Linked DNA regions of Homo sapiens: region 1 is linked to region 2. A link is a contact called in ENCODE Hi-C or POLR2A ChIA-PET data. All regions are on one chromosome and are shown on one strand. The core of a region is the stretch at or near the end of the contact, and the rest is flanking DNA. Distances in the headings are between cores, read along the strand shown. Region 1 has its middle 25 kb from the start of AXIN2. Region 2 overlaps CEP112 (centrosomal protein 112).

Region 1 (5,557 bases), core at 470-2,969, 200 kb before region 2:
CAGGCTGGAGTGCAATGGCATGATCTTGGCTCACTGCAACCTCTGCCTCCCGGGTTCAAATGATTCTCCTGTCTCAGCCTCCTGAGTAGCTGGGATTACAGGTGTCTGACACCACAACTTGCTAATTTTTGTGTGTTTTTAGTAGAGATGGGGTTTCACCAGGTTGGCCAGGATGGTTTCGAACTCCTGACCTCAGGTGATCCTCTTGCCTCAGCCTCCCAGCTGTAATCCTCAGCTGGGATTACAGGTGTGAGCTACCACACCTGGCCTAGCTTGAGCAAATTTCTCACCCTTCCTGGGCTTCACTTTTCCCAGTTGCAAAATGGGAATAAGCCGTTCTGTTACGGGAAGGATAAAAGGAGAAATGGACATAAAGGTCCATGCATACCGCAAGTGACTTTCTTCATCTTAGGGAGTCAGACTGTGGCTGCCTTCCCCTCCCGCTCCCCTCTGGCTTCCTCCTGGGAATATGTCCCTCCCAGGAGGCTGGTGGGGGCTGGGCAGTCACCCCAGGCTAGGGGGGCATCCACCTTGCAAACCCTTCCATAGCAGACTGACTGCTTGCTTTGCAGACTGTCAACGGGCAGCGCAGTCCGGGCCCAGGGAAGGGCTAGTGGCAGCTGCAGCTCTGCGACCAGGCTTGGAAACACGTGTCAAACCCTATTCCAACCAGATGAGGCTGGCCTGCTTCCAATGGCCGCTTTCCATCCAAGGTCTGGCCAAGGGGAGCTTTGCCCAGATCCCCTCCACAGGCAGCCCAGGCAGCAAGTCCTATTTGTTCCCCTGAGTCCTCGGGTCCAGACTGACAAGCTCACCTCTCTATTCCGGAGGCTCTGTTCAGAAGGTCCAAGCCATGAGTCATGCAGCCCTGCACTGCTGGGGAAGGTGGGAAGGGTAGGTGCAGGCTCCAGGGCACACAGCAACTGGAAGAAGCCATCTGCCCATCCTGTAGGTATGGTCCTCTCCCTGACAAGGCTGGTCCTCTCCCTGACAGGCAGGGGAAGGAGCTGGGTAAAAGAAGAGGACGAAGAGATGCTCTCCAACCACCACAACATGGGGCAAACATAGGCCTCCTCCAGCGAAGGGAAATATCCCATATGCAGCAGATGGGCCTGAGGCAGGTGGCCAGAGAGCCAGTGACTTCTCTTTTTGCTGCTTAGAAATGGTGGCTGAAAAAAACACACATGCCACCACCACCCAAAAAAACTAGAGAATGCAGCATACCAGCAAAGAGTCACAGAAGGAAAGGAAATCCAAATGTTTTGAGTTTAGCTATTAAGCATAGTTTCCAGCGAGTGTACTCATGTCTTGAAATGAAACAGATGAAAGCAACATGTGTCAATGGTTGTAGGAAGGCAATAATGTCATCAACAGGAAATAAAGAAATTGAACACTGAAGCCTCAGCCCAGAACTTAACTCTTCTCTTGCCCAGGTCCCCAAGGCTTTCTGCATGAAGACTGAGGACACTTCCTGCAAGACTAGGTCACTGCCTCTCTCCACCTGCCTGGAAGGTCCTTGAGGCACCCCCTGCAAGGATCACGAGCACCTGAGAAGGACTTGCTTTGTTTCTTAAGGGATGTGGCCTTGGAAGAAAGGGAACCCCAAGGGACCCTGGCCCAGCTGAAGAGGAAGCTGCACAGCCTCTCTCTCCATGAAGAGGCTACAAAGCCTTGGCTGTGGGATCACAGTTCCTGGCAGGGACAGTGCTGGCTGCTGGAAGAGCCAGCAAAGCCAAGGCCAACGTGCTGGCACTAAAAGGGCTGGTGGCGCCACCAGGAAGTCCCGCAGGCCCCAGGAGGCTCTGATTGCTGCTCAGGGCCCAGAAGCTAGGAGATCCCTTCTTAGCCAACCCCCCAACCCGAGGCAGAATGCAGAGCGCATACACGGGCCCCTCTGGCCGATCCAAGAGAACCTCAGGAAGAGCAGGGACTTTGGGCCTTGGAAGGTGAGGCTAACGTTCACATGCCTTGAGAGTGGCCGGGATGACTCTTGCAGGCCAGTCTCGCTGGTTGCTTTTATCTCTGATGAATCCACCCTATTTGGCTTTGGGGGTGCCTGACTCACTGTTGACATTGTATGTCACTTGCAAACAATTCATAAAACTTAAATATCAAACAGATCACACTGGATCAAATAGATCAAACAGATCAAGTGGGATCTTGGAGTGAGAGCATTCATGAGTTCAGTTTCAGACCTGGCCTTAGAGCTTTTAGGTCCAGGGGTGCTAGACAGCACCATGGGCTGCACCTGTTCTCTGCATCAGAGTCCTGGGGGAGGTCTACACAAAGCCGGATTCCAGAGCTTTTCTCTGGAGACTCAGGAGGTCAGGCTGAGGGGTCAGCAGCTTAGCCCAGTGATTTTTAGACCACCCTGGATCAAGATAGCCTAAAACAATGGATGTAATTGTCATTACATACAGGTAAAATTAATGGACAGAAATGCCTCAATTCTTTCTCCCATAATTAAGAAAAACCAACCCTAAAAAATATTTGGTAGGTCTTGACACTGAATTCTAGAACAGGATCTTTGGTATTTGCCCAGAAATGTACATTTGGGTTTACTGTACCCATGTGCATTAGTCAGCTTGGGCTGCCATAGCAAAACACCATACACTGGGTGGTTAAATCACAGATATTTACTTCTCACAGTTCTGGAGGCTGGAAGTCCAAGATGAAGATGCTGACGTCTTTGGTTCCTGGTGAGGGCTCTCTTTCTGGCTTGCAGAGGGCTGCCTTCTGGCTATGTCCTGCTATGGCTGAGAGACAGAGAGAGAGCAAGCTCTCTGGCATCTCTTTTTTTTTTTTTTTTTTTAGATGCAGTCTCACTCTTATTGCCCAGGCTGGAGTGCAGTGGCACGATCTCAGCTCACTGTAGCCTCTGCCTCCTGGGTTCCAGCGATTGCCCTGCCTCAGCCTCCCCAGTAGCTGAGATTACAGGCACACGCCACCACGCCCGGCTAATTTTTGTATTGTATTTTTAGTAGAGATGGGGTTTCACCATGTTGGCCAGGCTGGTGTCAAACTCCTGACCTCAGGTGATCAGCCTGCCTCAGCCTCCCTAAGTGCTGGGATTACAGACGTGAGCCACTGTGCCTGGCCTTTGTGTCTCCTCTTATAGGGGCACTAATCCCACCATGAGGGCCCCATCCTCATGACCTCATCTGAACCTAATCACCTCCCAAAGGCCCCATCTCTGAATATTGGGGGTCAGGGCATCAACATGGGAATTTTGGGGAGACAGATTGGGTCCATAGCACCATGTTTCATGGAGCTCCTCTGGGAGCATCACCAGGTTGTTCTGACCCACATGTCAGGTGCCTGCCAGGTGGGCACTGGCTTAGACTCGGGGGCAGTGTCAGCAATGGTCAGACCCGGACTTTTGCTCTTCAGGAGCTCTCATTGTGTGAGAGATCAACATAGAAACAGGGTAACGACCAAGGTGGAGATGTACCCAGGGTGCTAGGGGAGCAAAAGGGGGCACTGAGTCTACTTTACAGGAGATGACAAGGGGTAAAATCAGCTCAAGGAAACTGAGAAGGGCAAACCTGGAAGATGGAACAGCATGAGCACAGGCTCTGAAGCTCGACGCAGCCTTGGGAGAGGGGATGGCTCCCTGTGGAGCCGGACAGTACGTAACCCACAGGGGGCTGTCTGGAGTGGAAGTTGTTGTGGCCAGATCAAGGAGAAACCCAGGGCTCTGCTAGGAGTATGGCCTTGACTTCGCAGATAAATTGTCTTAAACTGGGTAGTGGAGGAGCTACGTAACCTGAGCTGGGTTTTAGAAAGCTCCCTGTTGTGGGCGTGTTGGGGCTGGATGTAATGAGAGGTAGGATTCAGGCAGCAGGGACCCCATGGGAGTCCATTACACGAATGTAAGCGATCATATTTGTTTAGATATTCACATTTTATTTCAGCAACTGTCTTAGATAGGGCTCCCCAGAAACTGACTCTGTGAGGGGAATGCATGTGAATTACTAGGAAAACTGTAAGGAAAATCCTGCAGGGGAGCGAGGGAATGGAAGGGAAGGAAGCCAAGCAAGGCTGTGACACCGAGCAGTGTCCACAGAGGGGGGACTTTGGTTCCACCCATGGGGAAATCTGGAGACAGCGTAGCCCACTGCTCACCACTGTTCTGGCTTGGGGACAAGGGAGCTGGAGGATTTATACCCCAGCATCTGTCCACCACTAGTTAAGGGCTGGGAGGAGATTAAAGGTATGCAGACACTTGCTGCTCTCCCAGTTGCCAGCAAAACACATTCTAGAAGCTTCCACCAGAGAGGCAGCAGGAAACGCTGCGAGTGAAGCAGGAAGAAGCTGGTCTCCAGGGTGGGGTGGGGGTGGGGAGAGAGGGGGTTGGAGAGCAGAGCACTGAGGGCATCTGGTGCCATGTGAGGCTGCCCAGGGACTTCCAGTGCATCTCATGACTAGCCAGGGCCAGCCAGGAATTCCTGCTTGGGAAGTACTTAGTATGGTTCAAATCTAGAATGTCGAGGAAAGCCCAAAACAGGACAGCCGCATCAGCTCCTTTTCCGGGATTATGGGGACTTTATAACTCGAAAAAATTTTTTCCAGCTGGGAGTGGACAAGGGATTTGGCAAGCAAGGAATGACCCCATACTGACCTCACCAGCTAACCGAGAACCACATCAGTGGCTACAATAGGGCTTTGCTGCAAGAATCGGGGCCCATCCAAGGGCTGCCACTGACTGGTTAACTAATGTGGGGAAGGCCAAGTTCCCATCCATCGGTTACTCAGTGCTCTTTATCTCCACAATCACAACGACTCTACCTGCCCTACTCATCTCTAAGATGGTTATAAAGATAAAAATGGGATTCCAGCTTGGGCAAGTTTTCCAAGAATGTTCAAGGCTTGTTGTAAGTCCATAGTATATGCCACTTCTGAAATGCTGAGTAATGTCAGACAAGGGCCAGCAGGGAGAAAAGTGACATTTACTGAATGTCCCCTACAGGTTGGCGGCTGCCTTTGCAAGCTTCATGCAGGTGATGAGAAGGTGCATAGGGAGAACTTTGACCTTCAAGGCTGGATACTGACAGAAACCTTGGTCTGTCCCTGTGGCTGCAGCTATCACTAAGGCATGTGGTCTCCACCCAAAATGCAATTAATCACTGAGCACGGGCGTTACCTCTTCAGACTTGTGAATAAACAGAGATCAAAGACAGCCAGTCAATGAGACTCTGATAGGCCTTTAACCAGGCCCGGTGCCAGCTCGCTGGCCGCCCGCACTCCTGATCCAGCCAGACACACTCAGCCACCCATATGTCAACTGCCTGTCCTGCCCCCCACCCTCCAGGGCCAGGCCAGCCTTCCACAGTGTCCCAGAACCATTGAGCTTCCAGGTTAACCTCTTCCCTGTTATAATGACGCACGGAAGTCACCTTTCTCTTGGAAAACCAGGACTGTGGATGACATGGCTGGGACACCATCCCTTTCCCCCTTCCCCTTGACAGCCCACTGGGTCCTGTCACTGATAGACCCAAAAGCAGAGCATCTCCCTCTGAAACATTCAAATCTGTACCCTAGGCCCATTTACAAAGCT
Region 2 (4,788 bases), core at 1,748-4,247:
GCTATTACTAAAAAGTCAAAAAACATGTTGGTGAGGCTGCAGAGAAAAGAGAATGCTTATACACTGTTGGTGGGAATGGAAAGTAATTCAGACACTGTGGAAAGCAGTTTGGAGATTTCTCAAAGAACTAAAAATGGAACTACCATTTGACCCAGCAATCCCATTACTGGGTATACAACCAAAAGAAAGTAATTCATTCTACCAAAAAGACACATGTACATGAGTGCTCACTGCAGCACTATTCACAATAGCAAAACCATGGAATCAACCTAGGTGCCCATCAATGGTGTATTGCATAAAGAAAATGTGGTACATATATACCATGGAATACTATGCAGCCACAAAAAGGGCGAAATCATGTCCTTTGCAGCAACATGGATACAGCTGGAGGCCATTAGCCCAAGCAAATACCACATGTTCTCACTTATAAGTGGGAGCTAAACATTGGGTACTCATGGACATAAAGATGGCAACAATAGACACTGGGGACTACTAGAGGTGGGAGGGAGAAGAGGGTAGGGGTGGGAAAACTAACTGTTCAGTACTATGCTCAGTAACTGGGTGACAGGATCATTTGTACCATAGACTTCAGCATCACGCAATATACCCAGGTAACAAACCTGTACCTGTACCCACTGAATCTAAAATAAAAGTTGAAAAAAAAATAAAAATAAAATTGAAAAAGAAATATAAGACTATGCAAACTTTTAAGACAACATACATTATCTGCACTAAAAGTTTACTACTTTTCAAGAAAATATTTAAAAAAAAAGAATAATTCACATTTAAAAAATGGGTAAAGAACTTGAATAGGCATTTCTCAAAACAAGATACACAGAAGGCTAAAAGCACCTGAAAGTTATTTAACATCATTAGTCATTAAATAAATGCAAATCAAACACATTGAGGTACTGCTACATACCCAGTAGAATGGCAATAGTAATAATAATAATGATGATGATGAGAATAACAAGTGTTGATGAGAATGTGTCAAAATTTGAACTCTCCTAGATTGTTGACAAAAATGTAAAATGTTTCAGCTGTTGTAGAAAACAGTTTGGAAGTTTTTCAAAAAGTTAGGCATAGAATTCTTATGTGACCCAGCAATTACCACCCAGGTAAATACTCCAAAGAACTGAAAACAGGTACTCAAACAAATACTTGTACACAATTTATCATAACACTTCTATTCACAATAGCTAAAAGGTGGAAACAATTCAAATGTACATCAACCAATAAATGGATAAGAAAATTGTTGTATAAAAATAAATAAAATAAAATGACTTAGAGTGTATCTAGTTTTCCAGAATCATCTACATCAAGGCTGAATTACTTCGCCACTTCATTTTAATATAATATTCAAAATGTTTGAAAGCAATAAGTATGATGCCCATACAAAACATGTCTTATTTCCCCGTTCAGTTGACAAAAATAAGGTGTCCAGTTGGCTCTGTTGCTTTATAGTTGAATTTCCCATCACCCAGACCCTAAAATCTACTTCCACCATCTTTTTCATTACATAAAGTTCCTTTGATCGACTATTTCAACTGTTGCCAGGTGGTAAGCAGTAAAGCATGTGGTTAACAGCATGGGCTATGAAGTTAAACCAACCTGGGTGGTGTGACCATGGGCAAATCATTTAACTTTCCTGGGTATTATTTTATAACATGTAGATAAAGTGGACAATAAAGATTAAATAGGACTGAGGTTTAGCAATGTAGGAGTGATGCAAGTGCAAGATGGCAATGGATCAGAGAGTAGTGAGTCAGCACTGGAATGAAGACAAACACTAGGTTCTTTATGCGTGAGAAAATGGGAAAAATAAAATGCAAGGCAAGAGCGATCAAAAGGAGAATTTGGTAGACTGAAATCCTGGAGGTGAACTAGGCGAGTAATGTTAGGTCTAAGGCATGGCTGCATTTTTGCATGGTCTAAAGTGGAAACAAGATATAACAGAAGTGACTTTACTACAGCTGAGCTTATAAACTTGCAGGGTCAGACTGTTAGAAAAGACACCTACCAAAACAGTCTTTTACAGTAGATTCTGGTTACTCTTTCTTATTCATCTTTCCACTTTAAACCCAAAAGAACTATTTGCCTCAGCTTCTTTACTGGGGAAGCAATTTTCTTCCTGGCATGTCCCCAAGACTGGGGTGCTCTGCTACTTTTTCTTTTTGTTTGAGACGGAACCTCACTCTGTCGCCCAGGCTGGAGTGCAGTGGTGTGATCTTGGCTGGCTGCAACCTCTGCCTCCCGGGTTCACGCCATTCTCCTGCCTTAGCCTCCTGAGTAGCTGGGACTATGGGCGCATGCCACCATGCCTGGCAAATTTTTGTATTTTTAGTAGAGACGGGGTTTCACCATATTGACCAGGCTGGTCTTGAACTCCTGACCTCATGATCCGCCTGCCTCGGCCTCCTAAAGTGCTGGGATTGCAGAGTGAGCCACCATACCCAGCCAGATTTTCTATTTTTAATAACAGCTGTAGTAAGATATAATTCACATATCATAAAGTTCATAATTTAAAACTGCACCATTCAGTGGTTTTTAGTATATTCATAGATCTGTACATTTATCACCACGACAAAATTCTAGAATATTTTCATCACCTCAAAAAAACAAAAAACAACAAAAAAAGAACCCATCCCTATTAACAGTCACTTCCCATTCTCCCATCCTTTGAGCCACTGGCAACCACTAATCTATTTTCTGTCTCTAGGGATTTTTCCACTCTGGGCATTTCACGTAATTTAAATCATACAACATATGACCTTTCATGACCAGATTCTTTCACTTAGCATGTTTCCAATGTTCATCTATGTTGTGGAATGTATCAGTACTTCATTCCTTTTCCTAGTCAAATCCATTGTGTGGATATACCACATTTTGTTTATCCACTCCTCAGTCAAACATTTGAGTTTTTTCCACTTTTTGACTACTATGAATAATGCTTCTGTAAACATTCTTGTACAAGTTTCTTTGGGAAATATTTTTTCAGTTCTCCTGTGTGTACTTAGGAGTTGAATTGCTGAGTCATGTGGTAACTATGTTTAGCTTTTTGAGGAACTGCCAAACTATTTTCCAAAATGACTGCACCATTTTACAATCTCACCAGCAAAGTATGAAGGTTCTAATTTCTCCACATCCTTGCCAAAACTTTCGTCTGTCTTGTTGATTACATCCAGTCTAATGGGTATGAAGTGGTATCTCATTGTTGTTCTGATACATGATTTGTGATTATTTCCTTCTATCTGTGGGTTGTTCTTTTACTTTCTTGGAAGTTTCCTTTAAAGCTTTTCATTTTGATGAAGTTCAGTTTATCTATTTTTTCCTTTGTCATTTGTGCTTTTAGTGTCATATCTAAGAATTCTTTGCCTAATCCTGAAATGTCATGAAAATTTACTTGCATGTTTTCTTCTAAGAGTTTCATAGCATTTTTCTCTGATATTGCTTTTTTCTAAAAGTTTTATAGTTTTACCATTTATTTTTAGGTCTGTGATTCACTTTGAGGTCCTTTTATGTGTATCTTGTGAGGTAGAGGTTGAGCTTTACTCTTTTGCATATGGATATCTAGTTGTCCCAGCACTATTTGTTGAATTTCCATATAAATTTCAGGATCAGTGTGTCAATTTATACTAAAAAAGGCAGTTGGGATTTCGGTAGGATTGTGCTGAATCTGTATATCAATTTGGGTAATACTGGCATCTTAACAACGTTAAGTTTTCTGATCTGTAAATATGAATGCCTTTTCATTTATTTAGATTTTAATTTTTTCATTGATGTTTTGTAGTTTTCAAGATACATATTTTGCACTTCTTTTGTTAAATTCTATTCCTAAGTATTTAATTATTTCATGCTATTTTAAATGAATTTGTTTTCTTAATTTCATTATCAGATTGTTTACTCCTAGGGTATTGGAATACAATTGATTTTTCTATATTGATCTTATATCCTGCAACCTTGGTAAACTCTTATTTTTCAAACAGGTTTTTTTTTTGGTAGGATTCCTGAGAATTTTTCTGTACACAAGATTTTGTCATTGGAGGATAGAATTTTACTTCTTCCTTTCCGATCGGGATGACTTTTCTTTTCTTGCCAGACTTCCTAATTTCTGTCAGTCTATTAGATATAACATTTCATTAGTGTCTTATTTTTCATTTCCTTGGTTACTGACGATATGAGCAGTTCTTCATGTATTTATGGGCTACTGATATTTACACCTCTGTAAAATGCTGTTTTGTCTTTAGCCAATTCTTTTTTTTTTTTTTTTTTTTGCTGTTGTTGTTGAGGCAGGGTCTCACTCTGTCACCTGGGCTGGAATGCTGTGGTGCAATCACAGCTCACTGCAGATTTGATCTCCTGGGCTCAAGCTATCCTGCTGCCTCAGCCTCCTGAGTGGCTAGGACCACAGGCATGCACCACCACACCCGACGACCTTTTTATTTTTACTAGAGATAAGGTCTCACTATGTTGCCCAGGCTGGTCTCAAACTTTTAGGCTCAAGTGATCCGCCTGCCTTCGTCTCCCTAAGTGCTGGGATTATAAGCAAAGCTGCTACACCTGGCCTTAGCCAATTCTTTTACTAAACTCTTCATTTCTGACACATGCCAAATTTCTATGGCGTGTGTCAGAAATGAAGAGCTTAACAAAAGAATATTATGCCAAGTTTCCATAACTACATCTATATCATCTATATATATCAATATATGGCTTTATGTGCTCTCTATTCTGTTTCTTTGGTCAGTCTATCTATACTTGTACCAGTGCCAAACTACTAACGTCCATACC

What was found. Hi-C counts contacts between places; a loop is a spot of excess contacts on that map. ChIA-PET counts read pairs that join two places held with the same protein, here RNA polymerase II (POLR2A). Pooled maps may share reads with other maps.
Region 1: a map of HCT116 shows a loop between it and region 2 (2.1-fold over the local background). The contact joins two enhancer-like sites. A Hi-C loop is called at or near these places in 1 of 168 maps with a recorded cell type or tissue (HCT116) and 5 of 50 pooled maps. POLR2A ChIA-PET finds 5 or more read pairs at or near these places in 1 of 52 experiments (activated naive CD4-positive, alpha-beta T cell).

Annotation. Positions count from the first base shown.
Region 1 is chr17:65,583,397-65,588,953 of GRCh38, forward strand. No RefSeq gene overlaps it. Among named protein-coding and RNA genes, the nearest start is that of AXIN2, 25 kb to the left of the region's middle. RefSeq lists an enhancer at 104-638. Within about 2 kb of position 1,720, at least 6 of the 41 ENCODE cell types and tissues checked have a DNase peak (open chromatin) inside an H3K27ac peak, as active enhancers do.
Region 2 is chr17:65,782,319-65,787,106 of GRCh38, forward strand. All of the region lies in intron 21 of CEP112 (centrosomal protein 112), which reads right to left. Among named protein-coding and RNA genes, the nearest start is that of AXIN2, 220 kb to the left of the region's middle. Within about 2 kb of position 2,998, at least 7 of the 41 ENCODE cell types and tissues checked have a DNase peak (open chromatin) inside an H3K27ac peak, as active enhancers do.